2 separate regions of the Homo sapiens genome follow, and region 2 is linked to region 1. Evidence: chromatin loops called from intact Hi-C (ENCODE). Cell type or tissue: IMR-90. All regions are shown on one strand. Links, peaks and the distances in the headings refer to the core of each region. The heading gives the core; the rest is flanking DNA.

Region 1 (16,564 bases), core at 3,015-11,014:
CTCTTTGTCGCTTACCCACCCTGAAGCCGAGCACTGTGAGTTTCTCCTTTGTGTGTGCATACAGGGCACTGGCGGGACCAATGCAGGAGGAAGGGGCTTCTCTTCCTAGCACCCAGCACGCTTCCTTTCCTTTCTCATTGCTCCTCCTGCACGGCTACCAGTGACATAGGAGGTGGGCATCCACTGGTACTCCCCGAACCAAGCTTCGGTGGCACCCTACAGTTCTTAGTGAGTTCCATGTTGCCCTTTCCTGCCTATCAGCCACAGCCCACGGGCACCAGCAGGAGGCTTTTGGAAGCTTCCTCTGCCAGCCTGAGAGAGGCAGTGGCTGTTTCCTGCCAGCTCAGCCCTGTGACTTGGACCAATTCTGACCTGGGTCAGTTCAGGAAACTAATCTATCATCCATCGGGTAGCAGCCACACCTTCCCAGTGAGGCCTGACTAGCAGTTTTGGGGAAGGAGGCTTCTGCAGTTGTTTTGTAGGGCTGGTGTAACAAAGTACCACGCACTGGCTGACTTAAACAACAAAAATGCATTGTCTTCCCATTCTGGAGGCTGCATAACTAAGTAGGAGGTATGGGCAGCGTTAGTTCCTTCAGAGGGCTGGGAGAGAGACTCTGCTCCTGCTTCTGGGGCTTTGCTGGCAATCTTTGGCATTCCTTGGCTTGTGGAAACATCCCGATCACTGCCTTCATCTGCACATGGTGTTCTCCCTGTGTGCATGTCTGTGTCCACATTTCCTTCTTCCATAAGGGACACGAGTCACATTGGATCAGGGGCACACCCTGTTCCCACATGACCTTATCCTAACTTAATTAATTATATCCGTGATGGCTTCACTTCCAAATAAGGTCACCTTCTCAGTAGGACTTCAGTGCATGTATTCTGGGGGACACAAATCGGCCCCCCTTTGAAGTGTGTTTCTTCCTTCAGGACTCTCAGCCTTAGGCTATTCTTTAGCGGTGTTTTTGACCCCTTCACCGTTGACACCCTGGTCAGTAGGTGTTGTGTTTTACTCTAATTTGGTCTTGTGGTCTCTCTCAGGAGAGTGGCCACAAACTTTAGCCCTGCCCTTGAAGCGCTCCAGGGAACTTCATCATGGATGTTTACAGTGAGCCTTTCGTGGAGTACCTCTTTATTCTGGCAGACAACCTAATGCTTAAATGTGTGACCCACGGCCAGGGGTCCCTCTCACAGAACACCTGTTGATACTGGTAGGTCCCCTTGTGGCTTCTGTCTGACCTGTGTGCAGTTTATTCCCACCAAGATGGCCGCTCTCTAGGAGAGCCCTGAGCAGGAGAGAAGTCAGGGGAGACACAGAAGAGCAGTTGCACAGAGCCCATGAAGAAACAGAAGCAGTTCATCACATACAGATCGCAGACAGAACAGGGCAGTGGCACGCTGCCCTGCAGGGCACACTGAAGGGCACACTGCAAGGCCAACAGGAAGAAAGGGGCTCCGTCCATGACATGCAAGCTCAACTAGTGGGTGGGGCATGAGAGAGAGAGATTGGGATGTGTGGGATGAAGGCTTTATGAGGGTCCAGGGTGGTACCTACACATGTTCTATATGTTCAGGGCCATAGCGATGGCTGAGGCCCCCTCTCTAAGAGCTGAAAGTGTGATAGTGGACACTGAGAGGGGAGAAACCTGTGTTAGTTAAGTGCTGTGGGACTGCTTTACCAAGAACGTGACTCTTTTTTTTTTTGAGACAGTCTCACTCTGTTGCCCAAGCTGTAGTGCAGTGGCACAATCTCGACTCACTGCAGCCTCTGCCTTGAAGGCTCAAGAAATCCTCCCACATCAGCCTCCCCAGTAACTGGGACTACAGGCTCACAGCACCACACTCAGCTAATTTTTTAATTTTTGGGGGGCCAGATGCGATGTCTCACACCTGTAACCCCAGCACTTTGGGAGGCTGAGGTGGGTAGATTGCTTGAGTCTAGGAGTTTGAGAGCAGCCTGGGCAACATGGTGAGACCTTGTCTCTACTAAAAATTAAAAAAATTAGCTGAATGTGGTGAAATGCGCCTGTGATCCCAGCTACTTCAGAGGCTGAGATAGGAGGATTACTTGAGCCCAGAGGGGTTGAAGCCACAGTGAACCATGATTGCACCACTGCGCTCGAGACTGGGCGACAGAGCAAGACCCTGTCTCAAAAAAAAAAAAGTTCATAAAGACAAGGTCTCATTATATTGCCCAGGGTGGTCTCAAACTCCTGGATTCAAGCTCATGAGCCACCGTGCCTAGTGTGAAGGTAACTCTTAAATCTGACTCTTGAACTCTGAGTCTTGGAGGAGAACAAACCAGAAAGAGAATGAGGGAAGAACATTCTATACAGATGAAAGAAATGGAACAAAGACATGAAATAAACTGGGCATGGTTTATTAGGAAAACCCCATTAGGAATGGTTAAAGGAAGCAACGGTGTTAAACCTAGAAAAAAGATCATGTTTCTCAACACGCCGGATTCCCATGTCCTTAAATTGCTTGTGGGCTGAAACCACGTGCAGTTACAGTAGACCGTTCACGCTCCCAGAATGTCAGAAAGCATGCACAGGCCATGTGTACAGACAGCGACTCCTGCATTAGGACTGCCACTTGGGCAGGAGCAGGGCTGAGACCCCCTCAGTTATAAGATGCAGCCTAACTTCTGAGATTTTCAAGTGTCAAAAAACTATACGTCTTAGGGATAGTAAAGCAGAATATGCATGGAATGAAAAATTGAGTTGTAAGAAGTCCTACTCTTATGGAAACTCAAGGCAGGGTAATAATAAGAACATGTGCTTTGGAGTCAGTATGACCTGGGTTCACTTATAGTTAAATATAGCCCCAGTTACTAAACCGAGAGACTCTCAATTTTCTCATCTGTAAAACACAGCTAATTATTACCTCATGGAACTAAAGGAGATAAAGTGTGTAAATTCACATTTGATATTAAGACCATAGCTGTGAACAGGGAGGAGCAGTAAGGCTATAATGTGGCTCCTTCTAGGCCATCTTAGACAGAGCAATCCCTAGTCCAAGAATTTCCTATGCAAACACTGAAAAGTGGCTGGGTGTGGTGGCTCACAATTGTAATCCCAGCAATTTGGAAGGCTGAGGCAGGAGGATGACTTGAGCTCAGGAGTTCGAGACCAGCCTGGACAACATGGTGTGACCTCATCACAGTAATGCAGTCCTCATCTCTACTAAAAAGAAAAAAAATTAAATAGCTGGGTATGGTGGTGTGTGCCTGTAGTCCCAGCTACTTGAGAAGCTGTGGCAGGAGGGTCGCTTGAGTTTGGGAATTTGAGGCTGCAGTGAGCTATGATTGCACCACTGCATTTTAGCATCAGCAACAGAGCGAGACCCTGTCTAATAAAAAAACCCTGAAAAAATGATAGCTTATAATCTCAGTGCTCCCCAAACTTTTTTGACCTTACATGCATTACACAAAGCTTTGAATACATACCACAGATATAGATGCATTTATTTACTGACAAATTTTGTTCAAGTGTATTACTATACTAATACCTATTATGAAACAAACAAGATTTAAAAGTATGAGATGAAGACAAAATAAACAATAATGAAAATAAATTGTTTTACTTTATTAACGGTACCAAAAGCCCTTGATGTATTACCAAATAAAAATGCCATTTTTTCTTGACAGGGCTCTAATTATATATGGATGCATTGTTTCTGAAAATCTTGATTTACATTTTGTGATTCTGTGATCAAGGGTTTATTTGTGTGCTTGGTTTTAATGGCATTAGGGGCGGAAGTTGATCCTTCACAAAGATGCAAATAGAAGCGCACCATTGGCTGGGCTTCCTACATTATGATCACAAGCACTTAGCAGGGCCGAATGGTGCCTGAGGGCAATACAGTGATATCCTATGTCCCTAGACTCGCCAAGAAATGAATAAATACACATAAAATTAGGGTGCATTCATGTGTTCAATGTTCATCCAATCTAATGGTATTAACTCAGTGCGAAGTGGAAATTAAAACTTCTCTGGTGGATGTCTTTGCATCTCCCAAATAGATTGACAAATGCGGACATATGAACCTTTGTACTCCCTTAGCCATTGAATATTCTGCTTCACTTCCACAGAGTAAGCAAGTTGTTGGAAGAAGCAGGCAGGTACTGCAGTGCCCCTCATGGCCTCACCTCTGCAGTTATGCATCATCACCTTCCCCGTATTGAATGCACCACCCAGGGCAGCCCTGGCTCAGTATGGGAGGGGTCTGAGCAAGGCACAGACATCCAGGATTGAGGATCTTTGGGGGCCATGGGAGGCTGACTACCACAGGAAGCTCCTGATGAAGGTGCCAGAAAAATGGGAGAATAGGCTGAGGGCAAAGAAAATGTAAGAAACTGCCATTGTGATTCAAATAAAAAATATTTCCTGGAGGACATTTGAATGAATTTGGTCAATAGCTGGCTTTCCTTAGTGATAATTTCAAATCACCCTTATTCCTTTATCCTACAGATATGCTTCAAAAACGAGATACTAGAACAACAAGCAGGCTTCTGCCTGAATTATCACTTTGAGTTTGATGCAAATGTGTTTGCTTAATGCATGCATAGGTATAACATTCTTAAATAGAAAACAAACTGCATAAAATTTTAAGGTAAAGCAAAAGAACTCAAGGAAATGACTCCCTTGCTCCACCCTGGCCAAAGCTCCATTTTTCCTTCAGAGACCTCAGTGGCCCATGCTCCCTCCCTTCTGACTCAGGGACATTTTGCAAAATGCTGAGAAGCAGAGCATGGAGATTGGCCCTTTAAAGACACACCTTGCAATCCAGAGTGGGGTATGAAAGGCAGTTCACTAGAATGAAGGGTAAAAATAGAGAACGTCTGTGCATATTTAATCTTTATATTAAAAATAAACAAATTGTGACTAATGTTATATGTAGGGGCCACCACTGACACTATCATTAGGTCAGTTGCCTCATGTCACTGCCAACCCCAAGGAAAGAGTTCCACAACATCGCAGGGCAGGGGGTGACAGTGTCCCTCATTCATTTGTTCTCTGGTGAGTTTCCAAGGCATTGTTGTTTCTATGTGACCACGGAAGTGGTTTTCAAGATCATATTGCCGAATTTCACTGAAAGGATCCTCATGGAATAGACAAGTCAACACTCATCATGCAAGCCCAATGAACAACCAACCAGAAAGTGACACCATGGACAAGTGGTCCCAGAGTGATTTGTCAACTCTATAATGATATGGTAGAAAAAAAACCGTTTATATTTTATAAGAAGTTGGTCCAAAGAATTCAAAATTATCAAGAAAAGACTCAAAATAGGCACTCAGATCCATTTTCTGAAACAAAGAACCTTAACCTAGGTGTATAGGGTGCCTTGAGAAATTGGCAATTGGCTGTGTAAAGCTTCCTGGAAAAGCAAGACATTTTCAAATTGAGTATCTAGAATATGAAAATAGACCTTTATAATCGGTATAATGAACGAGATGACATTTATTTCTAGATTTCTAAATAGTATACTTACAGAACTATTTTTGTTAACTGGAACATTATCTATTGATTTTCTGTTATGCTAGATGGAAATTTAGTACTTCTCTATTCCCTACCCTTCTTCCTTTCTTTCCAATCCCATGGTAGTTATATCCCACTTTTAGCCAAAGCAATAAAGGTACAGGTAATTGACGTTAGTAGGTTCCTGTAAATAACATTGATTGCAAAACCTAAGTAATACACTATTATCATGTTTTCATTCTTGCAAAATGTTTTGTTTTCCTGAAATTATCATGGTTTTCCTTTCTATATACTGAGACTTAATTTTTTTTCTGCTTTGGATTATTTAGCTATCAATGGATTTTTGTAAATGCTGAAGAATATCAGATGGTCTATCATTTTATTATTGTTTATATTTCTCTAAAGACCCCCCTGTAGTGCCCATTCTCCACATACAGTCTAAACCATTTGCTTTCTGGGCTGCTATATAGTGTTATGCTGTATTATCCTAGGCTGATTGCAGAACTAGATGGAAAAGTGGGTTGGAGCAAGACAGTTAAGAGGTTGGTTTGCCACAAAGAGTTTGGATTCCTTTAAGTCACTGGAGAACCATAAGAAGTGATAAGATGAAAGTAGTGTTTGACAGTGTCATTGTACCAGAGTAACTGTGGGTCAAGGAGGCTGTGTCTATCCTGAATTTCATGGTTTCAGGCTGCTTTTACCTACACACTGTTCTTCCTTAGAACTGCCATACATACATTTAAGCTATACAAGCAATAATATAGAGTAACTAAGCAAAGGCTGATCCTGAATCTAACTCTTAGGCACTTACAGTGGGAGGAAAACAATCTCTGATAAAAAGTAATGGATAAGGAATCTTCAATGTCACAGAAATTCAAAGTTCACATCAATGTAAATGTCTAAATTTCTTCATACACGTAACACTTTTCAACACTCCATGTCAGGACAGGCATTATTTAAAATGTCAACTTTGGACCAGGTACAGTGGCGCACACCTGTAATCCCAGCACTTTGGAGGGCTGAGGCGGGTGCATAATTTGAGCTTCATTTTGAAAACAGCCTGGAAAACATAGTGAGACCTCATCTCTACAAAAAAATTAATAAATTAGCCAAGCATGGTGGCGTGTGCCTGTAGTCCCAGCTACTCGGCAGGCTGAGGTGGGAGGATTACTTAAGCCCAGCAAGTGGAGGCTGCAGTGAGCTGTGATCGCACCACTGTACTCCAGCCTGGGCAACAGAGTGAGACCCTGGGCAACAGGGTGAGATTCAGAAAAATAAAAGTAAAATGTAAAGTATAAAGTCTGAAATAAAGCTGATCAGGACCATTCAAAAGACTACTGAGACAACTTGAATTTTACAGGCAAGAGATAGCTGGAGAAAATTTGTTCTGATGGCCACATCACAGCAGGCAGAACCAGAAGAGCCACCCATGCCACTCTTTGGCCCCCTCAATCTACTTTTGTCCTCTTCTATGTTTTTTTCCATGTATATTACTAAAGCTATATTATTGTAAATGCCATAATGTCTTATATACTTTATAATTTTCCAATGCTTTCACAAAAATCCTATTAAGCCTTTTGACAGCATATTTGGTAGACAGATAGGGTCAGCTATGTAATTCCCGTTTTTGCAGGAAAGGAAGCTGGGACTAAAAGAGGCTTAATGGCTCGCTAAGAATTCCATCTGGTTGGCAGCTTCAACAGCTTGGAGGAGTGGAGTCTTTAACCATAGACAGTTTTATATTTGTCCCCCAAAACTCCTTGTCTTTCTTTCCCATTTCACCCCCAGTTCTTTTGTTCCCTCTCTTCTTGAACACATCTATACAATGATCTATATTGTTATAGAAGAAATCTGTTGTTTTTGATATTTATGAAGTTTGTTTTCTGTTGTTATTCATTTTAAACAAACAATATTTTAATAATTATGAAGATTGATACATATAATCATTTAATATTTTAATTAATTTAAACAGAAATTAAGATAGATCATAATTTATATTTTAAACATATGTAATATTTAATAATTTTAATCAAATGATTTTAAATAATTAATAATTTAAAATAATAATTTTTAAAGTAAAGTTATTTTTTTCCTTAATAAGCTCATTCTTTTTATGTGTATATGGTTCTTAACTTTCTTCCCCCAACTCTGCCCTGAGATTCATGTGGTTATTGGTGAGGGGAATTCCCACTCCTGAAGCAAAGTCTAAATGTGTGCCCTTGGACCTCTTGCTCACACGTTCAGCTTTGTGATTCAGAAAACCTGGTACTCATCATTCTGAATGTATACAAGAATTTAGAAATTCAGGCTGGGCATGGGTTACCTACTTCCCCAAAAGATTCTTTGAATCTACAAAAGCATTTCCCACTGAATTTGTATACATATCAAGCTAATTGTATTTTTAATTCAATTCAATTCAGTTGTCATCAATGCAACTTAAGAAAATCACATTTTCTGGGTTCTGGTTTATTCCAGCAGCCTGTGCGGAGCTATGAAGCCTGACCACACAGTGGTGCTGACGCCCTTCAAGTGACACGGGGCAGCTCCACAGCGCTGCTCCTGGGGACAGTGTGAAGGAGGCAGCGGCCCTCCAAGCAGCAAGGAGTTCTGTGGAAATGAGGCAGCGACTTTGTTTGAGCTCTGCCTGCCTTAGGGAAGAATGAGGACGTCACCTCATGATGAAGACAGTCCCAGCAGTAATCCATCACCATGTCACCTTCATCTGTTTTGGTTAATGTTTGTTGAGATCCAGGGCATCAGCCCTCCCAACTCACAAGTAAAGAATATCTGTACATGCATAGAAAAGCGTCCTGAGTGGTGGCTGCCGGACTCCGATTTGACACAGACAATTCTCTGTAGGTGACTGTGCCATGTGGACCTAATCCTGAGTCATAGATTGTCTACCTGGGGTCAATTTGGCCCATGCACATGTTTTGTTTCACTTGTAGTGTTAACGTTTTGTAAACATTAAGTATCAACATTTTAGAATGAAGAGTCCGGTGTTTCCATTTCTATTGAAAAATAGGTAAATCTGGCAAGAGCCACCCCAAATTTTTGCAGGGCAGCTGTGAGGCTGGACTGGACATGTGCTCTTCAGTTTCTGTGGACCCCACTGGCCAGCCTGGCATATTCAGGTCCTGCTTTGACACCACAGGATTAGAGTAAGTGGCTCTTGTCCCAACGTCTTCCCTTAGGGACCTAGTCCCCTTCTCAGCCCAGGCTGTGTGCTTTGGTCTGCCTTGGAGCACCTGTATGTGTGCTTTTTGGGGGAGGAGTTCAACCACTTCTCTATGATTTGCTTATCCTTTTAGTAAAAATAAATTGTATTTGGTATATTTGAGGTTTACAACATGATGTTATGAGACATGTATAGATAGTATAGTGGTTACTTTCCACTGATATACATATGCCACATTTTCTTTATCCATTTATCCTCCAGTGGACACTTAAGTTGTTTCCATCTCTTAATTATGATGAATAATGCTGCAATTAACATGGGAGTGTAGATATCTTTACAAGGCGGTGATTTCATCTCTTTTTTGGTATATCCCCAGAAGAGGAACTGCTGGATCATGTCATAGTTTTATTTTTAATGTTTTTAGGAACTTCCATGCTGTTTTTTTTATAATGTTCCAATCTTCATTCCCACCAGCAATGTACGACGGTTTTCTTTTCTCCACACTCCCATCAACATTTGTTGTCTCTCATCTATTTGATAACAGCCACCCTAACAGGTGTGAGGCATTATCTCATAGTGGTTTTAATTTGCATTTCCCTGATTGTGATGTTGAGCACTTTTTCATATACATGTTGGCCATTTTTATGTCTTCTTTGGAGAAAATTCTGTTCAAGTCCTTTGCCCATTTTTAATTGGATTATTTGTTTTTCTCCTATTGAGTTGTAAGAGTTCCTTATACATTTTGGGCATTAACCCCTTATTAGATATGTGGTTGGCAAATATTTTTTCCCAGTCTGTAGGTTGCCTTTTCATTTTGCTGGTTTTTTCCTTTGTTGTGCAGGAGCCTTTTAGTTTGATGTAGTCCCATTTATTTATTTATTTTTGCTTTAGTAGCCTGAGCTTTTGGTGTAATATTTAACAAATCATGGGAGGCCGAGGCGGGCGGATCACGAGGTCAGGAGATCAAGACCATCCTGGCTAACACGGTGAAACCCCATCTCTACTAAAAAAGTACAAAAAATTAGCTGGGCGTGGTGGCGGGCGCCTGTAGTCCCAGCTACTCGGGAGGCTGAAGCAGAAGAATGGCGTGAACCCGGGAGGTGGAGCTTGCAGTGAGCCAAGATCCCACCACTGCACTCCAGCCTGGGCAACAGTGCAAGACTCCATCTCAAAAAAAAAAAAAAAAAATCATTTCCAAAACCAATGTCTAGGAGCTTGTCTCCTACATTTTTTTCTAAAAAGTTTATGGTTTCAGGTCTTACATGCAGGTATTTTATATGTTTTGAGTTAATTTGTATGTATGGTGTAAGATAAAGTCCCAATTTTATTTATTTGCATGTAGAAATCCAGTTTCCTTAGCACCATTTATTGAAGAGGCAAATATCCTCTTGGTGCCCTTGTGGAAAATTAGTAGACCATATATGTTGGATTGATTTCTGGCCTCCCTATTCTGTTCCACTGGTCTGTGTGTCTGTTTTTATGCCAGCACGATTAATATTTATCCTTAAGTCCTCACTTCCTTCTGGCAACTTCCTGAATGATGCAGGCTCTTAAAAACCATTTGTACTGTGCTTGGTTTTTATCCCCTAGTCCTTTGACATAGCTTGTAACCCTCCACGTGTGGTTCCCTGACTAAGCCAGGGAGCTCACTCCTCAAACTTGATAAGATCATCAAGGACACGCATACCTCATTTTATTGCTCTCTGCTTTGTTGCACTTCACACATACTACATTTTTCACGAATTGAAGGCTTGGGGCAACCCTGCATCCAGCAAGTCTATTGGCACCATTTTTCCAACAGCATGTTCTCACTTCATGTCTTCGTGTCACATTTGAAGAATTCTCACAGATTTCTTTTTTTTTTTTTGGTGGGGGGGGAGGATCGTACTTAAAATTTTTTTCCCCAACTATTATTTTAAGTTCAGGTGTACATTTGCAGGATGTGCAGGTTTGTTACACAGGTAAATGTGTGCCATGGTGGTTTGCTGCCCAGATCATCCCATTGTTACTGGTGGAAGGTATCCGAATTACCAGAGGTGAATCCGTATGGGTCTGCAGCAACCTCAATTCTTGCCTCCTCAGAAGAAAGAATTAGACAGAGAGGCATAAGGCAGAAAAAGAGACCAAGGCGAGTTTCAGAACAAGAGCGGAAGTTTATTTTAAAAGGCTTTAGAACAGGAAAGAAAGAAAGAAAACTATGCTTGGAAGAGACCCAAGTGGGCACTCAGATCAAGTGCTCTGTTTAACCTTGATCCTAGGACTTTCCAGGCTGGCCCCTTTCCCATGATTCTTCCCTTAGGGTGGGCTGCCAGCATGCACAGTGCCCTCCTTACCGTTGGGAGGAGAGCACGTACAGTGTGGTTAGGAAGTTGTACGCATGACCATCTGAGACTTTCTTCCCTTTGCTGGCGGTATGCCCTCGGAAGGTCATACTCCACCATTTTGTCTTAATGCATGTGCTGGGAAGTTGTTTCTCCCTGGCATATGAATCCAATTAGCACTTTAGTTGGGCAGGTGTTGACCATCAGGAAATGGCTCCTTCCTGGCACTGGCTTCCAATTCATTGCTTTTAGAAAGGCAATGTGATAACTGCCAAACCATCACTCGACATTCCCAGTGGGTGGAAAAGAGCCCTCTCCTGATCCACTCATGCCTAACTACCAGAAATACCATCACCTAGGTATTAAGCCCAGCATCCATTAGCAATTCTTCCTGATGCTCTTCCTCCTCCCACCTCACACCCTCTGACAAGCTCCAGTTGTGTTTTGTTCCTCACCATGTATCCATGTGTTCTCATCATTCAGCTCCCACTTATAAGTGAGAACATGAAATACTTGGTTTTCTGTTCCTGCATTAGTTTGCTGAGGATAATGGCTTCCAATTCCATTCACGTCCCTGCAAAAACCACGATCTCATTCCTTTTTATGGTGGCATGGTATTCCATGGCGTATATGTGCCACATTTTCTTTATCCAGTCTATCATTGATGGGCATTTGGTTGATTCCATGTCTTTGCTATTGTGAATAGTGCTGCAATGAACATACAATTATTGCATGTATCTTTATAATAATTTATATTCCTTTGGGTATATGCCCCGTAATGGAATTGCTGGGTCAGATGGTATTTCTGCCTCTAGGTCTTTGAGGAATCACCACACTGTCTTCCACAAAGGCTGAATTAATTTACACTCTCACCAAAAGTGTAAAAGTGTTCCTTTTTCTCCACAACCTTGTCAGCATTCTGTTGTTTTTTGACTTTTTAATAATCTTCATTCTGACTTGCTTGAGATGGTATCACATTGGGGTTTTGATTTGCATTTCTCTAATGATCAGTGATGTTGAGCTTTTTTTCCTATGTTTTGCATGTATGTCTTCTTTTGAGAAGTGTCTGTTTATGTCCTTTTTAATGGGATTATTTGTTTTTTTCTTGTAAATTTGTTTAAGTGCCTTGTAGATGCTGGATGTTAGACTTTTGTCAGATGGATAGATTGCAGAAATTTTCTCCCATTCTATAGGTTGTCTGTTCACTCTGATGATAGTTTCCTTTGCTGTGCAGAAGCTCTTTAGTTTAATTAGATCCCATTGTCAATTTTTGCTTTGTTGCAATTGATTTTGGTGTCTTTGTCATGAAATCTTTGCCTATACCTATGTCCTGAATGGTATTATCTAGATTTTCTTCTAGAGTTTTTATAATTTTAGGTTTTGTTTGTTTTTTTGTTTGTTTTTGAGATGGAGTTTTACTCTTGTTGCCCAGGCTGGAGGGCAATGGCGCGATCTTGGCTCACTGCAACCTCCACCTCCCGGGTTCAAGTGATTCTCCTGCCTCAGCCTCCCGAGTAGCTGGGATTACAGGCATGGGCCACCACGCCCAGGTAATTTTGTATTTTTAGTAGAGACAGGGTTTCTCCATGTTGGTCAGGCTGGTCTCGATCTCCCAACCTCAGGTGATCCACCTGCCTCTGCCTCCCAAAGTGCTGGGATTACCAGTGTAAGCCACCATGCCCAGCCAGTTGTACATTTTATATTTAAGTCTTTAATCCATCTTGAGTTCATTTTTGTATATGGTATAAAGAAGGGGTCCAGTTTCAATATTCTGCATATGGTTAGCCAGTTCTCCCAATACCACTTATTAAATAAGGAATCCTCTCCTCATTGCTTGTTTTGATCAGATTTGTCAAAGATCAGATGGTTGTAGGTGTACGGTCTTATTTCTGGGTTCTCTATTATGTTCCATTGGTCTATGTGTCTATTCTGTTCCATTGGTCTTCTTGTACCAGTACCATGCTGTTTTGGTTATTGTAGCCTTGTAGTATAGTTTGAAGTTGGGTAGTGTGATGCCTCCAGCTTTGTTATTTTTGCTTAGAATTGTCTTGGCTATTTGGGAGCTTTTTGGGTCCCATATAAATTTTAAAATAGTTTTCTTTAATTCTGTGAAGAATGTCAATGGTAATTTATGGGAACAGCATTGAATCTATAAATTGCTTTGGACCGTATGGCCATTTTCACGATATTGATTCTTTCTTTCCATGAGCATGGAATGTTTTTCCATTTGTTTGTGTCATCTCTGATTACTTTGAGCAGTGGTTTGTAGTTCTTGAAGAGGAGAACTTCACTTCCCTTGTTAGCTGTATTCCTAGGTATTTTATTCTTTTTGTGACAATTGTAAATGGGAGATTATTCATGATTTGGCTCTCTACTTGCCTGTTGTTGGTGTATAGGAATGCTAGCTATTTTTGCACATTGATTTTGTATCCCGAGACTTTGCCAAAGTTGCTTATCGGCTTAAGAAGCCTTTGAGCTGAGATAATGGGGTTTTCTAGATATAGGATTACGTCATCTGCAAAAAAAGATAGTTTGATTTTCTCTCTTCTGATTTGAATACGCTTTATTTATTTCTCTTGCCTGATTTTCCTGGCCAGAACTTCCAATACTATGTTGAAAAGGAGTTGTGAGAGACGGGCATCTGTGTCTTGTGCTGGTTTTCAAAAGGAATGCTTCCAGCTTTTGCCCATTCAGTATGATATTGGCTGTGGGTTTGTCATATATGGCTTTTATTATTTTGAGTTATGTTCCTTCGATACCTAGTTTATTGAGAGTTTTTAACATGAAGGGATGTTGAACTTTATCAAAGACCTTTTTTGCATCTATTGAGATAATCATGTGTTTTTTGTCTTTAGTTCTGTTTATGTGATGAATCACATTTATTGATTTCTGTAGGTTGAACCAAACTTGCATCCTGGGAATGAAGCCTACTTGATTGTTGTGGATAAGTTTTTTGATGAGCTGCTGGATTCAGTTTGCCAGTATTTTATTGAGGATTTTTGCATTGATGTTCATCAGAACACTGGCCTGAAGTTTTCTTTTCATTTCTTTTCTTTGGTTTTAATCTGCCAGGTTTTGGTATCAGGATGCTGCTGGCCTCATAGAGTTAGGGAGGAGTCCCTCCTTTTCAATTTTTTTGGAATAGTTTCAGTAGAAATGGTACCAGCTCTTCTTTATACCTCTGATAGAATCCTTCTTTGTACCTCCTGGGCTTTCTTTGGTTGGTAGACTATTTATTATTGCCTCAATTTCAGAACTCATTATTGTTTCTATTCAGGGATTCAGTTTCTCCCTGGCTCAGTCCTGGGAGGGTGTATGTGTCCAGGAATTTATCCATTTCTTCCAGATATTCTAGTTTATGTGCATAGAGGTGTTTATAGTATTCTCTGATGGTTGTTTGTATTTCTGTGGGGTCAGTGATGACAGCCCCCTTATCATTTCTGGTTGTGTTATTTGAATATTCTCTCTTCTTTATTAGTGTCGCTAGTGGTCTATTTTATTAATTTTTTCAGAAAAAAAGCTCCCGGATTCCTTGATTTTTTGAAGGGTTTTTCGTGTCTCTATCTCCTTCAGTTCAGCTCTGATCTTGGTATTTCTTGTCCTCTGCTAGTTTTGGTGTTTGTTTGCTCTTGGTTCTCTAGTTCTTTTAGTTGAGATGTTAGGTTGTCAATTTGAGATCTTTCCAGCTTTTTGATGCAGGTATTTAGTGCTATAAATTGCCCTCTTAACACTGCTTTAGCTATGTCCCAGAGATTCTCATATGTTTTATCTTTGCTCTCATTAGTTTTAAAGATCTTCGTGGTTTCTGCCTTAATTTCATTATTTACCCAAGAGTCATTCAGGAGCAGATTGTTCCATTTCCATGCAGTTGTGTGATTTTGACTGAATTTCTTAATCTTGCATTCTAATTTGATGGTGCTGTGGTCTGAGAGACTATTTGTTATGATTTCAGTTCTTTTGCATTTGCTGAAGAGTGTTTTACTTCTGATTATGTGACCAATTTTAAAATAAGTGTCATGTGGTGATGAGGAGAATGTTTACTCTGTTGGTTTTGGGTGGAGAGTTCTGTAGCTATCTATGAGGTTTACTTGATCCAGAGCTGAATTCAGGTCCTGAATATCTTTGTTAATTTTCTGCCTTGATAATCTGTCTAATATTGTCAATGGGGTGTTAAAGTCTCCCACTATTCTTGTGTGGGTGTCTAAGTCTCTTTGAAGGTATCTAAGAACTTGCTTTATAAATCTGGGTGCTTCTGTATTGGGTGCATATATATTTAGGATAGTTGGCTCTTCTTATTGAATCGAACCCTTTAACATTATATAATGCCCTTGTCTTTTTTTTATCTTTGTTGGTTTAAAGTCTGTTTTTTTCAGAAACTAGGAGTGGAACCCCTGCTTTTTTCTGTTTTCCATTTGCTTAGTAAATTTTCTTCCATCCCTTTATATTGAGCCTATGTGTGTCTTTTCATGTGAGATGGGTCTGTTGAAGACAACATACTGATGGGTCTTGGTTCTTCATCCAGCTTGCCATTCTATGTCTTTTAATTGGGGGATTCAGGCCATTTACATTTAACGTTAGTATTATTATGTGTAGATTTGATCCTGTCATCATGATGCTAGCTGTTTATTTTGCAGACTTGTTTATGTAGTTGCTTCATAGTGTCATTGGTCTGTGTACTTCAGTGTGCTTTTGTAGTGGCTGCTAACAGTTTTTCCTTCCCATATTTAGTGCTTCCTTCAGGAACTCTTGCAAGGCATGTCTGGTGATGATCAATTCCTTGAGCACTTGCTTGTCTAAAAAGGATCTTATTTCTCCTTCACTTATGAAGATTAATTTGGCTGGAGATGAAATTCTGGGTTGGATATTATTTTCCTTAAAAATGTTGAATATTGGCCCCCAGTCTTTTCTGGCTTGTAGGGTTTCTGCTGAGAGGTCCACTGTTAGTCTGATGGGCTTCCCTTTGTAGGTGACCTGGCCTTTCTCTCTGGCTGTTCTTAACATTTTTCCTTTCATTTCGACCTTGAAGAAACTGGTGATTATGTGTCTTGGGGTAGATCTTCTCATGGAGCATCTTACTGGGATTCTTTGCATTTTCTGAATATGAATGTTTTCCTGTCTTGCTAGGTTGGGGATGTTCTCCTGGATACTATCCTGAAGTATGTTTCCCAACTTGGTTCCATTCTCCTTGTCTCTTTCTGGTACCCCAATCAGTCATAGGTTTGGTCTTTTTACATAATCTCATATTTCTCAGAGGTATTGTTTGTTCCTTTTTATTCTTTTTTCTCTATTCTTGTGTGCCTGTCTTATTTCAGAAAGGTAGTCTTCAAGCTCTGAGATTCTTTCTTCTGCTTGGCCTATTCTGCCATTGATACCTGTGATTGCACTGTGAAGTTCTCGTGTTGTGTTTTTCAGTTCCATCAGGTCAGTTATGTTCCTCTCTAAACTGGTTATTTTGGCTACCAGTCCTGTATTGTTTTATCACGATTCTTAGCTTCTTTGCATTAGGTTACAACATGCTCCTTTAGCTCAGTGAAGTTCATTATTATCCATATTCTGAAGTCTACTTCTGTCATTTCAGCC
Region 2 (16,564 bases), core at 5,598-13,597, 260 kb after region 1:
TGCACTCTGTCACCCAGGCTGGAGTCAGTGGTGCAATCTCCACCCACTGCAGCCTCCGCCTCCCAGGTTCAAGCCATTCTTCTGCCTCAGCCTCCCAAGTAGCTGGTACTACAGGCATGTGCCACCATGCCGGGCTAATTTTTGTACTTTTAGTAGAGATGGGGTTTCGCCATGTTGGCCAGGCTGGTCTTGAACTCCTGACCTCAGGTGATCCACCTGCCTCGGCCTCCCAAAGTGCTGGGATCACAGGCATGAGCCATGGTGCCCAGGCTCCTGTTTTTATTCATCATGTTTTTTTTTTTAAATGAATTAACTACATAGGTTATAGAATATTCACTTGATTGTCATTATACAAAAATGACATGTACTTTTTATATTGAATTGTTCACAGTTTTGTTCTTCTTTGAACACTATTCTTCCTAGATACCTAAACTTCATGAGCCATTTCAATTTTCTGGGCAATCATTGGCATGGTCTAACTTTCAACTTTATGTACCTGTATTAGTTTTCTATGCTGCTGTAACAAATTGTCACAAATTAAGTGGCTTAAAACAATCCACATACCATGGGCTAAAATCAAGGGGCCAGGAGGGCTGCTTTCCTTTCTGGAAGTTCTAGGGCAGAATCTGTTTCCTTGCCTTTTCAGCTTCTAAAGGGCTGCCTGCATTCCTTGGCTCATGCCCCCTAATACCATCTTCAAAGCCAACAAAGTCAGGTTCAGTGCCTCTCATGTTGCATCTTACTGACCCTGCTCCCATCATCACAGCTCAGTCCCTGACTTTCTGTTCTGCCTCTCTGTGATTACATCGGGCCCACCTAGATAATCCAGGATAATCTCCTGAAGTCTCTTTTGCCATGCAAGGTAATACATTCACAGGTTCTGGGAGTTAGGCCATAAACATCATTGAGGGCCATTATTCTACCTACCAATAAATAAGGGCATTGTTGATACCGCCTGAAATGCAGAAGATGCTTGTTGTTCTATAGTGCATGTGGTTTATGTATGACATAAAGTATGACTCACTTTGGGGTACGCTGGCAAATGGACTTTTGGACAGTTCCAATTATCATCAGAATAGATTTGCTAATTTAATTCTACTTTTTAGAGTGGAATTAGATTCTGAAGTTTTAAAATTACGTGAGATTTGTTCTTCTAACAGAGGAGTCTGTAGCCTTTCATTGAAAAAAGAAGAGTCTGGGGCCGGCCGCGGTGGTTCACACCTGTAATCCCAGCACTTTGGGAGGCAGAGATGGCCTCACTTGAGGTCAGGACTTTGAGACTAGCTGGACATCATAGTGAAACCTTGTCTCTACTAAAAATACAAAGATTAGCCAGGCATGGTGGCGCATGCCTGTAATCCCAACTCAGGAGGCTGAGGCAGGAGAATTGCTTGAATCCAGGAGGTGGAGATTGCAATGAGCTGAGATCACACCACTGCACTCCAGCTCGGACAACAGAGCAAGATTCTGTCTCAAAAAAGGAAAAAAAAAAAGCGTCTAAACTCCCGAAGAGAGGATTCAGTGAGAATATTAGTCATGATCCTGGCTTGCCATTTTCTTAACTTTGAAATTATTCTAGTTTGTAAAAAAAAAAAAAAAAAACCAACAACAAAAACACTAATTGTGAATTAGATTGTACTCTGTATTCATTAAAAGAAAAACTTGACATGATATTTAGATGAACATATGCGGTTTACTAAAACAGATGGTAGAGAATTTTTACCCTCAAGCATGTATTTTTAAAAGTGTGTTTTTGTTTTTATGACTTTTTGAAGTGATTGGATTAAGGAGAGTAAGAAATTCTTCCTATAACAATCTATTTTCATTTGTTCTTTTTGGAGAAAAAAAGCTTTTTCATAGAGGTTGTCAAATGTTGCCATATGTTTAAGAATGAATTTGAACCATTCACTTTCTGAATCTTAATCCCTTCTGAATTATACGTAATTTGACAGAAGTCAAATATGTTGACTTCTGTCAAATATATATATTTGTCAAATATATCTGTCAGGATATATGACGTCTGTCAAATTACGTATTTGTTCAACTTAGGTCTGATAGTGGATGCTCCTAAGTACTTTGTTAGTCTATATTATTTATTTATTTATTTATTTATTTATTTACAAAGAACACTATAATTGTGCTCTTTCACTGGTTTTTATTTTAATGCCTGACTTGAGGTCAAGAATTATGTGTAGAAAGAGCACAGACAGAACAAAATCATAAGTTAATAATGCCGTTATATTACTGGAAAAATTAAGCATGCAGAGCTAGTTATAGCAGTATAATATTTTGGGAAAATATTTAAATTATCGTATGCTCCTTAGGTTTTAAAAACCTATGTTTCATTCACTTAAGACAAGCAGATAATGTGCTATTAAGAGCACAGACTCTGGAACCAGATTGCCTGGGTTAAAATTCTTGGCTCTCACTTTCTAGATTTATGTCCTTGGCAGGTTACTTGGCACCACTTGGTTTCACTTTTCTCACCTGTAAAATGGAGAGAGGACTAAATGAATTTATGCACATAAAACACTTGGAGCAAATAAAAGTATTTGCAATGATGATGATGATTGTTTATTATTATTATTAAGCTTTGGAGCAAAAGTATTCATTAAGTAATCATTACTGACCACCTACTAAGTATCAGACACTTTTCAAGTCTTAATGAATCATTAAATTAATCAGATCAACATCAGAAACAATTTAATGTTACAGTAACATTTTATAACCAATAGTACATTGCGGTTAACTTTTCATTAGTGTTCCATTTGAATAAGTCAGCTGAAAACAGATTTGCCTCTTCCTTAAAAATTAGAAAGCACATGCTATTTATTTGGGAGGGAACAAGCAGGAATTGCTCAAAATATACATAACCTACCAGAAACACAATGGCACCAATTCCTTGGAGTAAGAAGTGGAAAATTCATTTAAGAAGAGATGTGCTCCAGATCTAGCTGAGGGTACCCAGGGACAAAGTGGACATTTCAAGTTAAGCCCTGGGATGGATGGATGGATGGATGGATGGATGGATGGATGGATGGATGGATGGATTTTAGTGACGTTTAAGATTAACCATGTTTCACATTGCTAGAGGAAAGAGGTCTTAATGTACGTCTTTATATGGGCGTGCACCTCTGCACCTGGGTCCGCTGTAACCATGCATATGGCTTTGGCCTTGCTCATCCCACACAGCCATGTGAGCAGGCACCCTCTGCACTAATGACCCTCTCTAGGCCCAACTTCCCTATCTGGAAAATGCAGAAATCTTCAGCCATGTGTGAGCATCATTGTGAAGCGGGCAGAGCACATGGGCTAATTATATATTGTATGAGATTCCAGACACAAGAATTAAGTGTTCTCTGTGCTGTTCAGTCTACTTCCAAAATCCGGCTCAAATCCACCCCACTCTCACCATCTCTACTTGCCCTTTTGAGGCCATCATTTCTCTGCTGGACTCTGCACCAGCCTCTCCCTGTGATCACTGTGTTCTCCTGGTTTCATGACTCACAGACGAGTGTTCTCCTTATTTTTACCCTCGGTTTGTTTGGAATGGTTGGGGGTTCACTTTTATATATTCAGAAACACTTGTTTTAATACTTTGTTCTTTGTAGTCCTCTTCTTTCTAATAGTTACTCATAGCTTCAATTCTCAAAACACAAAACAATTTTACCAACCCATCATTATGTATTTCTCTACTTGCTTTGGTCTGACCTAGGGACTATTATTTTGGAAGGTGTTTTAAAAAGTAATTTCATAGTTTGTGACTTAAAGTGCAAGAACATCCTGGGGTTAGTAGCACAGGAAAAGACTTGCATATCACTTTGTTAACATTTAAAAACCACCAGGCACTACACTTAAAAGATGGATGATGAATGCCACATAAAGCCTACAACTCCTGAAGCCTCTTGTCCATGAGGCTGGGTGAGTGAAAAACAGCAAAACCTGAGATCTGTGATTTTTAAGGTAATTGGAGAAACCAATACCTCCCTAAAATAGTTCCCTTAATAGAGTGACTTACTGAATTGCTCAAAGTTCAGACATGAGGAGGTGCTTTGTAGAATTTGCTGGAAACTGGACCACACCCACCAATTTCTTGCCAGTTTGTGGCAAGTGGGCCAGGTTTTGTCTGGCAACATGATGCATGCATTCAAAAACTGTATTTTCTATTATCCTTTCATTTCTACATTTATAGTATAACTAGTTTAGAGCACAAAAGAGATATGGCAATTAATATGGGAAGTGATAGACCCAACACATATTCTATCCAATTCTATCCCCACAAAGACGACCGGACTAAGCAGCAGCCCCAGGGTCTTGCCGCATCGTTTCCTTTCGGGAGCACTCACCCACAATGTGTTGGGTGCCACAATGCACTGAAAATGTGACCACTGCCCTTGATCATAGAACTATGGAACCTTAGTGCTAGATGAGACCTTAGAGGTTTTCTAGTCCAGTGGTTTTTTGGATTAGAAACTAGGAAGAGCATTACTTGGGGACTGTCAAGTAAAAACATTTTTAAAAATTCTACCATCAAGAAATTACGCTAAGTGAAAGGAGCAAGATGCAAAAAGACACTGTTTTATGATTCCACTCATTTGAAGTACCTAGAGTAGTCAAATTCATAGAAACGAAAATAAAATGGTGGTTGCCAGAGACAGGGGGGAGGAGGAAATGGGGAGCTATTGTGTAATGTGTAGAGTTTCAGTTTGGGCTAATGAGAAAGTTATGGAGAGGGATAGTGGTGATGACTGCACAACATTGTGAATGTATTTAATGCCACTGAACTGTCCACTTAAAAATGGTAAATTATATATGTATTTTGCCACAGTAAAATTCTGCTTTCATCACCGTTGCTTGAAAGAAAAGAAATTTTTACATTGAAAAGAAAGGAAAATTAAAAGAAAGATGAAAGAAAAAGAAAGAAAAGGGGGGGGTGGGAAGAATCAATCTTGAAGGAAATTCCTTTAAAATGATTAAATATAACTTTAGGAAGCAGATCAACACATTGCCCTTTGTGCCCTTTGCTTTCGTCTTTCTCACAGACTAGACCAGCGCCGACTGTTTCGCAGCCACATACCAGCATCTGGAAGCTACTGTAACTTCTGCGGTACAATTCTCTCATTTTGCAGATGAAAAAATTCAGGTGCAGAGAGAGGAAGTGTCTTTTCCACAGCCACAGGGTGTATTTGTGACTGGGACAGTCATTTCATGACTCACAGACAAGTATTCTTTTTACTTTATTATTATAGGAAATTCGCCTTATAGTTTAGTTTTGTTTTATTAAGTCTTTATTGCTATTGGCTTCAGATTTAGTTATCACTTATAGAATCCCTTCTGAGTGCCAGGCATTGTATTTTCTATTTTCACTTAGCAGACATTTATATAGTGCTTATCGGAAGCAAGACACTGTGCTAAGTGCCCGACAAATAAGAAGTCATATAATCCTAACAGTAACCCTCAGAGATGAGAACAATTGTTATCCCCTATTTTAAAAATAAGGAAAACTAGCTGAGTGCGGTGGCTCATGCATGTGGTCCCAGCTACTCGGCAGGCTGAGGCAAGAAGATTGTTTGAGCCAAGGAGTTTAAGGCTGCAGAGAGCTATGATTGTGCCACTGCATTCCAGCCTGCACAGAGTACAGCCCTATCTCTTAAAAAAAATAAAAAAAAGAAAGTAGGTGGGGTGGAACTGAGACCCAGATTGCTTAAATACTTTCCCGAAGTCATATATAGGGCTAGTAAGTGGTGGATTCCAATTCAGTTTTGACTCACTGCAGTTAAACTCAATTACCCAACCTGATGATAAACAATGGGTCTAATACTTGTAAATACATTTGGTAGAATATTAATTGACTTTACTTATTTATTTATTTGAGACAATCTCTCTCTATTGCCCAGGCTGGAGTGCAGTGGCGCAGTCTCAGTTCATTGCAGCCTCCACCGCCTGGATTCAAGCGATTCTGCCTCAACCTCCTAAGTAGCTGGGATTGCACGCATGCACCACCACGCCCAGTTAATTTTTGTATTTTTAGTAGAGACAGGGTTTCGCCATGTTGGCCAGGCTGGTCTTGAATTCCTGACCTCAGGTGATCCACCTGCCTCGGCCTCCCAAAAGAATATTAATTGACTTTAAACCAAACACCGTAAATGTGTTCTTCCTGACTCTGAGATGTATCTGAGGATATTGTGAGATCTTTATTGAAATCATCCAAAATGGGATGCCAAGTTTTGGTGTGCATATTAATTTTTTTTAATCCTTGAAAAAACTATCAACTGAACATCTTGCTTATGGATATAATTTACATGTCTTAGTATGAAGCCCTTAGGATCTGAGTACAGCACAAGTGTAATTTAAAGATGTAGCTGAGACAGACCAAAAACTGATCAGCATCCCATAGAGTGAAATAACCATGTGCCGCGTTAGGTTGGGGTGATGGTGTCAGGACTATCACACATTGAGTTGGTTATAAACCTGATGGTGATTTAGTTGTTTGGAGGAGCATTTTCATCAGAAGTCCAAGTAATCTTGCATTGGAAAGTGAATTAGAAAATGCAAATCCAGTGGCATGAGCCTTAGGATACAATACCTTATTAGAGTTGGGATACCCAGTGGTGCAGTGTAGTCAGTTTCTATTTGGAGCTCGGTCAGATGAGTTTTAGTTGATATTTAGGTAAGGACTCAAAACTCCTGAAGTATTATATTCTTTGATTTGTTTTTCAACTTGCTTCTTAAAATTAACAAGCAATGCCAAGACAGTATTGTATTTCTATCTTTTCTTTGTCATAACTGTCAGAACAAATAGCCCATAGAAAAGCATGAGAAAAAGCCTTCATCTCAAATCGTTAATAACAAGAAAAGAAAGTATAGGAGCTCCCTTATCCAACACCATTTGATGGAATCATTCTTGACCCCCTGTCCTCCTGAGAAAAAGCACCAGATCATTCATGACCTTCTCACCACTGCTTCATTTAGGACTATGAAGACAGTATCATAGGGTATAATGAAACAGTTATCTGCAATGATAGAAAAATAGTATAAGCATGTTTTTTAAAATTGTGGAACCTGACCAGGCGCAGTGGCTCATGCCTGTAATCTCAGCACTTTGTGAGGCCAGGGCGGACGGATTGCTCGAGTTCGGGAGTTGGAGACCAGCCTGGGCAACACGGCGAAATCTGTCTCTCCAAAATATACAAAAATTAGCCAGGCATGGTGGCATGTACCTGTGATCCCAGCTACTTGGGAGAATGAGTTGGGAGGATCGCTTGAGCCCCGGAGGCAGAGCTTGCAGTGACCTGAGATCGTGCGACTGCACTCCAGCCTGGGTGAAAGAGAGAGACCCTATCTGAAAAAACAAAAACCAAAAAACGAACCCCAACTGTGGAACCTATAGAAAGAAAACTTAGCCTTGGCTTTAAATGAGGAGAACCAGAAAGTTCCAGGGAGAAAAAGTATATGTTCAAGATGAAAAGGATACCTTGTGGTCAGGGAAATTTAGGTGGAGGACAAGCAGGTTATAGATGTTCTAGTTTTGCTGGAAATAGTGTCACCTTTCCAACTGCCCACCTATAAACTTCACAGAGTTGTTCACTGTCTAGATCTCCAGCTCAGAGAAGCAGAGTGATTAAAATTCAACATGCATGAATCTCAATATTATTTTTGAAAAACATGCCTTTAAAACCACCCATTTCATCAAAAAGGTTAAAGGGAAAAACATTTCTCAAGATCTAAGCACAGTCTTAAGGGCTGGCGTAAACCGTGACAGTTTAAGAATGAAGTGTTTTTCTTATCAATATGAGCATTCTGTGAAATGGTTGATTTTGACAGAGGTAGTTGCTGTGTTGACCTTTTCACCGTCTTGTTTTTTGTTCATAAATTGATGCTGTTATTGAAACAATATGGGTAAGAGTCTGTCTTAGATATGTAATTTTTTCCATTTATTGTCTCCATGGTTTTACTTTGTTTAACAGATTTTAAAGACTTCAAAAGAATAGCACTAATATACCCAGGAGAAAAAGTCACATAAAGTTATAAGGTTCATTCCATTTTAACCGTGAATACATTTAAACAAAGATAAATAACATCCAATGTCAAAATAATCTTAATTCCTTGACCACATTTTAAAAATAAAACAATTTATTACCATTTAGTTACATCTTACAGGAAAACCCTTAGATACCAGTAGGTAACCATTAGATTTTTCTAGGTGAAAGTAAATCATTTCTGAGGAAGCATTCTCTTTACCAAAGCAGCATTATTTCCAATAAGGAAGCCACTCATTCATTTAGTCCTTGGTTTATTAAACAGTTACTGAGGCTGGGCACAGTTGCTCATGCTTGTAATCCCAGCACTTTGGGAGGCCAAGGTGGGCAGATTGCCTGAGCTCGGGAGTTCAAGACCAGCCTGAGCAATATGACGAAACCCTGTCCATACAAAAAATAGAAAAAGTAGCCAGGCATGGTGGTGCACGCCTGTAGTCCCAGCTACTCAGGAGGCCGAGGTGGGAGGATTGCTTGAGCCTGTGAGAAAGAGGTGAACCGAGATTGCGCCACTGCACTCCAGCCTGGGCAATAGAGAGAGATCCTGTTTCAAAAAACAAGAAAGCAAACAAACAAAAAACAGTTACTGAGGGCATACAATGAGCTAGGCACTATGCTATGTGGGGGGATTTTTAAATTTGAAAAATACAGACCCTGCTATCATGGCATCCACACTTTTAAAGATAAATTTCTTCCACAGTTTGCTAATAGAAAACAGCCATTTAGCATGACCTATTAATATGGAGTGCCCAAAGTATACAAATAAATAGTCAATCTTTAAGGCAATATGTTGCTACCAACTCTAAATTTTATCCCAAGAAACTTGAAAACTTTTTATTGAATTAAATAGGAATATAAAACATGTTATGATCCCTATGCAATATACTAAGCCCTCTGGATCCTCAGGTTCTGTGTCTGTGGATTCAGTCAACCAATGATCAAAAATATTCAGAAAAACACAATAAAAAATAATAATATAACAATAAAAATAATACAATTAAAAAATTACAGTATAACTATTAATACATAGCATTTACATTGTATTTAGTACTATAAGTAATCTAGAGATTATTTAAGGTATACTGGAGGATGTATGTATGTTATATGCAAATACTATGCCATATAATATCAGGGACTTGAGCATCCTTAGATTTTGGTGTCTGTGGGGTTCCTGGAACTGGTACCCCTTGAATACTGATGGATGACTGACATAGAAGGTGGTCAACAGTCTATTTTCCAGTTGGGAGAAAGGCAGTAGCCTAGTAAGCTTTCTCAGAGAGTCTGTGTCTTAATCAAACGTGTCCCTGGTCCCCTGGTATTGAATATTAGTCCCTGGTCACCTCTTGTCTTGGCTTGTTAAGGTTTAATGACTTATCCTTCAAGTGGTTTTGTCTCGAAGAGCTCAAATGCCATCATTTTCTGAGTCTCCAATCTGTCATTTGTCATGTTGCAAAATGGGCACTATGATTGTACCAAGCCAGGCATCCCTGGCACTCCGGGAATACTGGCCAGTCTCCATGACTTGTGGGGGGCTTTAGTGTTTTCCAAGATGAGGCCTGGTTGATTCATTTCTGAATCCTAAGTATTGAGGTTTGTGTACAAATACGGAAGTGTGTGGGGTAGGAAGTTCCGAGCAATCAGCTTTCCTTGGAAAATATTTTTCCTTTTCAAATTTATGGCTGTTTTTTAAAAAGGGATGTTAGAAACTTTGGTTAATTTAAAGATGGGTATGTGTTTTCCTCTAATGATGGCACACAGTTATGTTCAGTGAGGACTCAAGGAAACCACCTTTTTTGTTGTCTGGCCAATAACTTACTGAAATGAGCAGTGCTGATTTACAGGTCTGGGTGGTGGTGACTGAAGGCAGAATTTTGGGGAGTTTCATTTTTTGTTTAATTTGAACAATCAGAGTTCATCGTGTTTTGCGGAAGAGGAGGAAAAGCAGCCCAAACCCACACGGGAGGGTTGGGGGAGCATCTGCTTGACAGCACTCTCAGTTAAGCCCTGCAGCTACGTGTGCTCAAAGATGTTCTCGCCAAAAGCCAATGCTAATTTAATGTGTATGGAAATTATTTATTCTGAGTCATCAGTTACTTTTCTTAGCTATAGTTGTTATTGGTACTGTAATGACTTGGCAGCGTTTCATCATTTTTTCTTATGTCTGGCTCACATTTGCGTGTGTTAACTCCATCTCACAAAAACCCAAACAAACACAAATTTCATAGGACCTACTTGGCATCTGGCAGTGTTTGACACAACTACCTAATTCCTTTATTGAAATTCATGATTGAGATGGTCCATCTTGAACTGATTCCAGCGTTCAGGCACGAACCTTTTCGCTGAGTCGCCTTGGGCCAATCACTGAACTTCTCTGAGCATTGGATTCTTGGTACAGGGATTGGATTAGAACTCTAAGTTACATCTAGCTCTGAAGGAAATTAGAGATTTTTGAACTTGATGAACATTTTCTAATTGTTCCTAGGGTAAATGTGCCACTCTTTAAGACTTGTTACTATTTTAAGATGCCACTGGAAACACAGAGGCCCTGCAAAAAGATGGACATTGGGTCCACCAAGTATCCAGACAGGGGCGGGGTTGGATGGTCCAGGAGTACACAGGTGACCTCCTGGGGAGCCAAGGTATTTCCCCCAAGGTGGGTGAGAAAGCAGGACATTTTCAGGTGAAACAGATGCTCAACAGAGCCAAGCTTTGAAGACACTTACATTTGGGGGACTGGACTACAAGAAAATATGAGTAATTCTCTTTAGAAGTGGTAATGGAAAACCACAAGAATCAGGATCATTTTCCTCAGCTGATAACTCATGAGGGCATAGAACAGAATTCTAGATCATTCCGTGGATATTTGAGGAAGACTTATAGTTCTCAAATGATCCCATGTATACTGATAGGTATTATCAGTACACCTGATATATATACTGTGATGTGTGTTAGCATTTTAGGTGGCTTAATACATAATACCCCTTTAGTTATCTCCTGAATTTTGGAGCAATTTTGGACCATTGAAGACAGGTAATTCATGTCAAAAAAAATGGCTTTTGATTTGCATCCCAAAGACTCCCTAACTCTTCTCCAAATTGAACTTATCCCCCTCAATCCATATCCTCACCCCTTCCTGGGACAAAGCCTACTCCATGCAGAGAACCTAGTAGCAAAGAGTATCAGAATCAAGGAGATAGGTTTGTTCTAAAAACCAGAAATGTTTTCTTGCTTTCTCCAAAAGTTCATCTATCAGACAGGTTACTAAAAGGAGATGGGAGAGATGTCAGGCCAGGAATATCCTGTAGCTGAAGTTCCTTCACTTGGAATCCCAAGGGGTGGGAAGGAAAGACTCTTTCTAACAATTAGCATTGAACTCATTGTTGCATTGGGAATTGCAGTGGAAAAATATGAGGATATGTATTCAACAAATATTTATTAAATGCCTACCAAGTACAAAGCACTTTTCTGGGTTCTAAGGTACAGCAGAGAACAAGAGATACAAGGTCCCTCTTTTTTTTTTTTTCTCTCCTTTTTTTGAGACAGGGTCTCACTTTATCACCCAGGCTGGAGTGCAGTGGTGCAAATACAACTTGCTGCAGCCTCAACCTCCACCTCCCTGGGCTCAAGCAATCCTCCCACCTCAGTCCCCCAAGTAGCTGGGACTATAGGCATGTGCCACCATGCCCAGCTAAATTTTGTATTTTTTGTAGAGACGGGGTTTCGCCATGTTGCTCAGGCTGGTCTTGAACTCCTGAGCTCAAGCAATGTGCCCACCTTGGCTGGCATGAGCCACCGTGCCTGGCCAAGTTCCCTCTTCTTATGGAACTTACATTCTTGGAGGGGGAAGGTAATAAGTAAACATATGAATAAGATCTTTTCAGATGTTCATAAATGCCTTGAGGAGATTAAATCAGTATCATATGATAGAGAGCAACTAGGGATAGAGTGAAGGAAGGTGACTCATTAAATAGGTGACCAGGTCAGGCCACTCTCAGGAGGGGCCGTATGGGCGAAGGAGCCAGCCACATGAAGGCCTGAGGGCGGGGTGAGAGGGAGCAGCTAGTTCTAAGGCCCCAGGTTGGAAAGGGCAGGGTGGACTCAAGGAGCAGAAGGAAGGCCAGCGTGTGCAGGTGATGGTGAGTGTGGGGACAGTGCCAGGACACGAGGTCAGAGAGGAAGTGGGTCCAGATCAGCTAGGAATGTGAGGTTTCCTCCTAAGATAACAGAAAGCCTTTAGAGTATCCAAACAGGTGTATTCCAATCACCTAGGGACTTCAGCTGAAGACCATGATTCAGGAAGCCTGGCAGGGCCTGAAATTCTGCATTTCTAACATCTTCCTGGGATGCTGTTGCTGTTGCTGTTGCTGTTGCTGCTGGTCCATAGACGTCACTGTCAGTGTCAAGGCTCTCCTTCTCCTTTAAAATGATCACTTTGGGCCAGGCATGGTGGCTCAAGCCTGTAATCACAGCACTTTGGGACCCCAAGGTGAGAAGATCACTTGAGACCAAGAATTCGAGACCAGCCTGGGCAACATAATAAGATCCCTGTCACCCCTGTCTCTACAGAATTTTTTTTTTTAATGATCACTTTGCTGTGTGGAGAGTGAAGAATCACAGAGGAAGAAGAGTAGAGGCGGGAGACCAGTTAGAAGCTGCTGAACTGCATGTGAGGGCATAGGCATCCAGGATAGTGTGACTGCAGCGCGAGGCTCCAAAATAAAGGGGCCCCCAGCAGGTCCCCTGAATTGTTCTGAATAGGTATATGCCCCCATATGCAGCTGCCCAATATTCAATTTCATTATCTATTTAACCGGCTAATATTCGGATTCAACTGTTGTTCATTGAGTACCTACTATATTTTAGACCAAGCACTCCTCAAACTTTAATGTGCAGAGTAATCACCTGGAATCTGGCAAAATGTGGATTCAGTTAAACAAAGTTTATGGGAGGCCATTGTTTTGGATTAGCCTCTTGCACTCGGCCGCAGCAGAATAGATCAAACCAGAATGGAGTCACTTAGTGCTAAGTGCCGTGTATACAAACTGAACTTTGAAACAGGCCAGTTTTCCTAAACAAGAGGAGGTTCCAATCAACCTGAGTCAGCATAATCAGGAAGGCCCCTCTCCTTTAACCCTCTGAGGAAAGTAACTTTGAAACCACCAGTTCACTTTTTTGTTTTCTGTCTCTGCTTTCTTTCACCCTTTTCTGTCTCTAAAGCCAACCTCTCTGCTCAGCTCCTTGGAACACCTATTTTGTTTTATATAGAATGAGGTTTTGCCTGATTCTAGAATCAAAAATGAAAGCTTATTCAATCTGTAAAATAAATCTGTTGTAATTTCATCTTTTGACATGATTTCATAGGGCTGAGGTGAGTCCCGAGAGTCTGCCTTTCTAAGAGGTGACGTTGATGCTGCTACACCTATGGTTTTCAAATCACACTGTGAGGCAGAGTCACTTGGGAAGATTTTGCAACTACCAATGCTTGGATCCCACCAAAAATGGATTATCAGCTTCTCTGATATCAGCTTCTCCTCCAACATTTGGAGGATCCCAAATGTGGTATTTTTGAAGAAGTTTCCCAGATGATGCTATGGTACAGTTAAGGCTGAGAACTAGAACTAGAAGCTTTCAGCCAATTTCCCTGGTATGTGGCTAGTATTGCTTCCATTGTACAGAGAAGGTAAAAAGGGGTAACTTGCCAAAGGTCATTTGGCCAGTAAATGGTAAGGTGGAGGTTTCAACTTAGTTCTAATTCCAAATTTAGAGCTTTTTTCATAGTACCACACTACCTCCCTACTTCCCTATTTTGGGCAAAACTCACTTTGCTAGGTATTGAAGGGAATGTTGTCTGAGTCGGACTCCAGTCAGGAAACAGAAACTCGTTGGCTATTGCAAACAGAGGGTATCTAATACAAGAGGTTTGGTACAATGATATTGAGAGGGCAAGAGGAACAAAAGGAATAGTTGCAGAAGGAACCCAAAGGAAGGTATGTTCCCAGAGATCAGGCAACCTCTAGGATCCTGGGATGGAAACTTGGACTTTGCATCTGGGGCTGCACTGCTAGAGATGCTGCTTCTGGTGCTCATGCTGGAACCACTGGAGCCAGGTTTCTCCCAGACCCTCAGCCCCATGTGAATCCAAACCCTGTTTCAAAAGGAATGTCCATGGGAAAATGGGGTTTGATTTACACGTTCAGTTTTCAGGCTACATTTGCTAGAATGCACCTCTTTTGTATGTGCAAGAATGCCAATAGGTGCTCTGAAAGCTGAATTCTTTAGCTATTCGTCATATCCTAGTGGTTAGCATCAGAAGGAAGCCAGTACAGTTGGGTCTCGGTATCTGCAGGGGATTGGTTCCAGGCCCACCTGCAGATACCAGAATCCAAGCAAACTTAAGTCCCACAGTGGACTCTGAGGGACCTGTGGATACGAAAAGTCAGCCCTCCGCATCCACAAGTTTCACACCCCAAGAATATTGTATTTTCAATCCGTGTCTGGTTGCAGATGGAACCTTTGGATATGGAAGGCTGACTGTATTTTGAAAAAAATCTGCATATAAGTGGGCCCGCCCAGTTTGAACCTGTGTTGCTTAAGGTCAACTAATGCTCTTTGGCATTTTGGGACTGCCCCTCACCTACTGAGTCCTTCACCTGTGGAGCCCCAGCAGCTGGACACCCGGGTGCTCAGTCTTCCACTGCGTTCACTGCGTCTTCCCCTTCAGTGGTCACCCTGGTGGGTGGTGGTCGCACAGCTTGGTGTGTGTCCTTACCATGCTGTAGCCTCTGGTATTTATTAATGAAAACTTTTCTTTGTGCGTGACCATCTCTGCTTTGCATTCTTCCCAATGACCAAGAACATTTTGAAATGAAAAAAAAAAAAACCCAACAAAAACAAAATTGTAAAATTACAATGACTCTTATTGATATTTTGATAGATTAAAAAAAAAGACTAGTAAGATTTGAAATAGAATAAAACGTATTTCTTATAGCTTGTGAAGAATGTTTTTAAAAAGCAGAAAGATCTCCTTTTATTAAGTGAATACATAAAAATGATGATAGAAAATTTCTTATGGCATCAGTAATTAATTTATATTCATTAAACAAATTTCCATACCTGCATGTATTTACATAATTTCCTTCTCTTATGATTAATTTAATACTTAAGGAGAAAATGAATTATTGATTATTTTAATGCCAGAATTATACCCTGCCTCAAGTTTCATCTGTGGGAAGTGCTATTCCATGTAACTAAGGAGACAGAAAATCCCCTAAGTTGATAGATTGGTTTGTTTCCTGTTCTACTTTGGTTTAATTACTATTTGATAATTACTATTTAAAAATTTCAAAGCACTTTTCATTTTCTCCCTAGCTGTGCTTTATAATTTGCCCAAGGGGGTCTGTTTTGTTTTTGTTTTTTTTTTCTGTCATGTGTTTGAATAAATAGCAAATTGTTGCTGCTTTTTCCAGGGAAGATGCAAAAGAGCTGTGTCATATTTCTTTGTGTAAGCAGTTTTCTGAATTATTTTCTTTGGTCTACCTAGAACAAATAAGTCTCTGAAGAATAAGAATGAACACTTAACTTTTCACTACCCTTAAAATACTATAATAGCAGTACATTAATCATGTGTCAATTAAAAGCCAAAGGGGGCTGGGTGCAATGGCCCAGACCCATAATTCCAGCACTTTGGGAGGCCAAGGTGGGCAGATCACCTGCGGTAAGGGAGTTCGAGACCAGCCTGGCCAACATGGAGAAACCCCATCTCTCCTAGAAATACAAAAATTAGCTGGACGTGGTGGCACGTGCCTGTAATCCCAGCTCCTCAGGAGGCTGAGGCAGGAGAATCACTTGAACCCAGGAGGCAGAGATTGCAGTGAGCCGAGATCTTACCAATGCACTTGAGCCTGGGTGACAGAGTGAGACTCTGTCCCAAGAACAACAACAACAAAAATCAAAAGGGCCTCCCAGAGCAGCACATAGTGTTTTTGCTGTCATTCTTAGGATCTCTAAAGTCTGCCATTACGGTATAGAAAGTGTCAGTGAAATAAGGAAAATTTGTCTTAATTACTTTCCAGGAAAAACCAAGGTAGGCCTCAGTTAATTTGTTGTGTAGACAAGAAGGGGCTTTCCAACCCATCCTTTCTCATCTGTGTTTTGAGGGAGAGTCAGATGGTCATATGCACACATCTGTTATATGTAACTGTCTTACACCAATCATTATTTTATTTACAAGATCTAGCTATTTGAGAGAGATTGCAAAAACTGGTTTTAGCTGCTTGTGTTTCAAGTCAGAAGTGCGTGAAGGAGGTCAGGCCATGATCACTACAGTGTGGAGGCCGCCGGCTGACTTTGTTGAGGAAAATGAGGTCCAGCCTGTAGAAGGGAGCTAGGGAGTACAGAGCCCGAAGGAAGGTGGTGGGGAGTTTTCTCGTCTGCACATCCCTCCCTCTGTGGTTATCCCAGCAAAGTGGGAATATTATTTAAACCATGTACTGCTTTATTTTGCTGGAGCATTTGATATGTTTAAAAAG

Evidence for each region. A loop is a pair of places that touch in the nucleus more often than their neighbours do. Peaks named below come from ENCODE experiments on the same cell type or tissue, not always from the same donor. Only the 100,000 strongest peaks of a DNase experiment are listed, where the experiment ranks them.
Region 2: it touches region 1 in a loop (2.3-fold over the local background); 2 of 110 quality-filtered maps call a loop at or near these places.

What each region holds. Positions count from the first base shown.
Region 1 is chr6:148,570,349-148,586,912 of GRCh38, forward strand. No RefSeq gene overlaps it. Among named protein-coding and RNA genes, the nearest start is that of UST, 170 kb to the right of the region's middle. In IMR-90, for the core only: a CTCF peak has its summit at 8,005; DNase peaks (open chromatin) are centred at 7,703 and 8,003.
Region 2 is chr6:148,826,142-148,842,705 of GRCh38, forward strand. The region is part of intron 1 of UST (uronyl 2-sulfotransferase); the gene reads left to right. Among named protein-coding and RNA genes, the nearest start is that of UST, 87 kb to the left of the region's middle. In IMR-90, for the core only: no CTCF peak of the experiment used is centred there; a DNase peak (open chromatin) is centred at 10,190.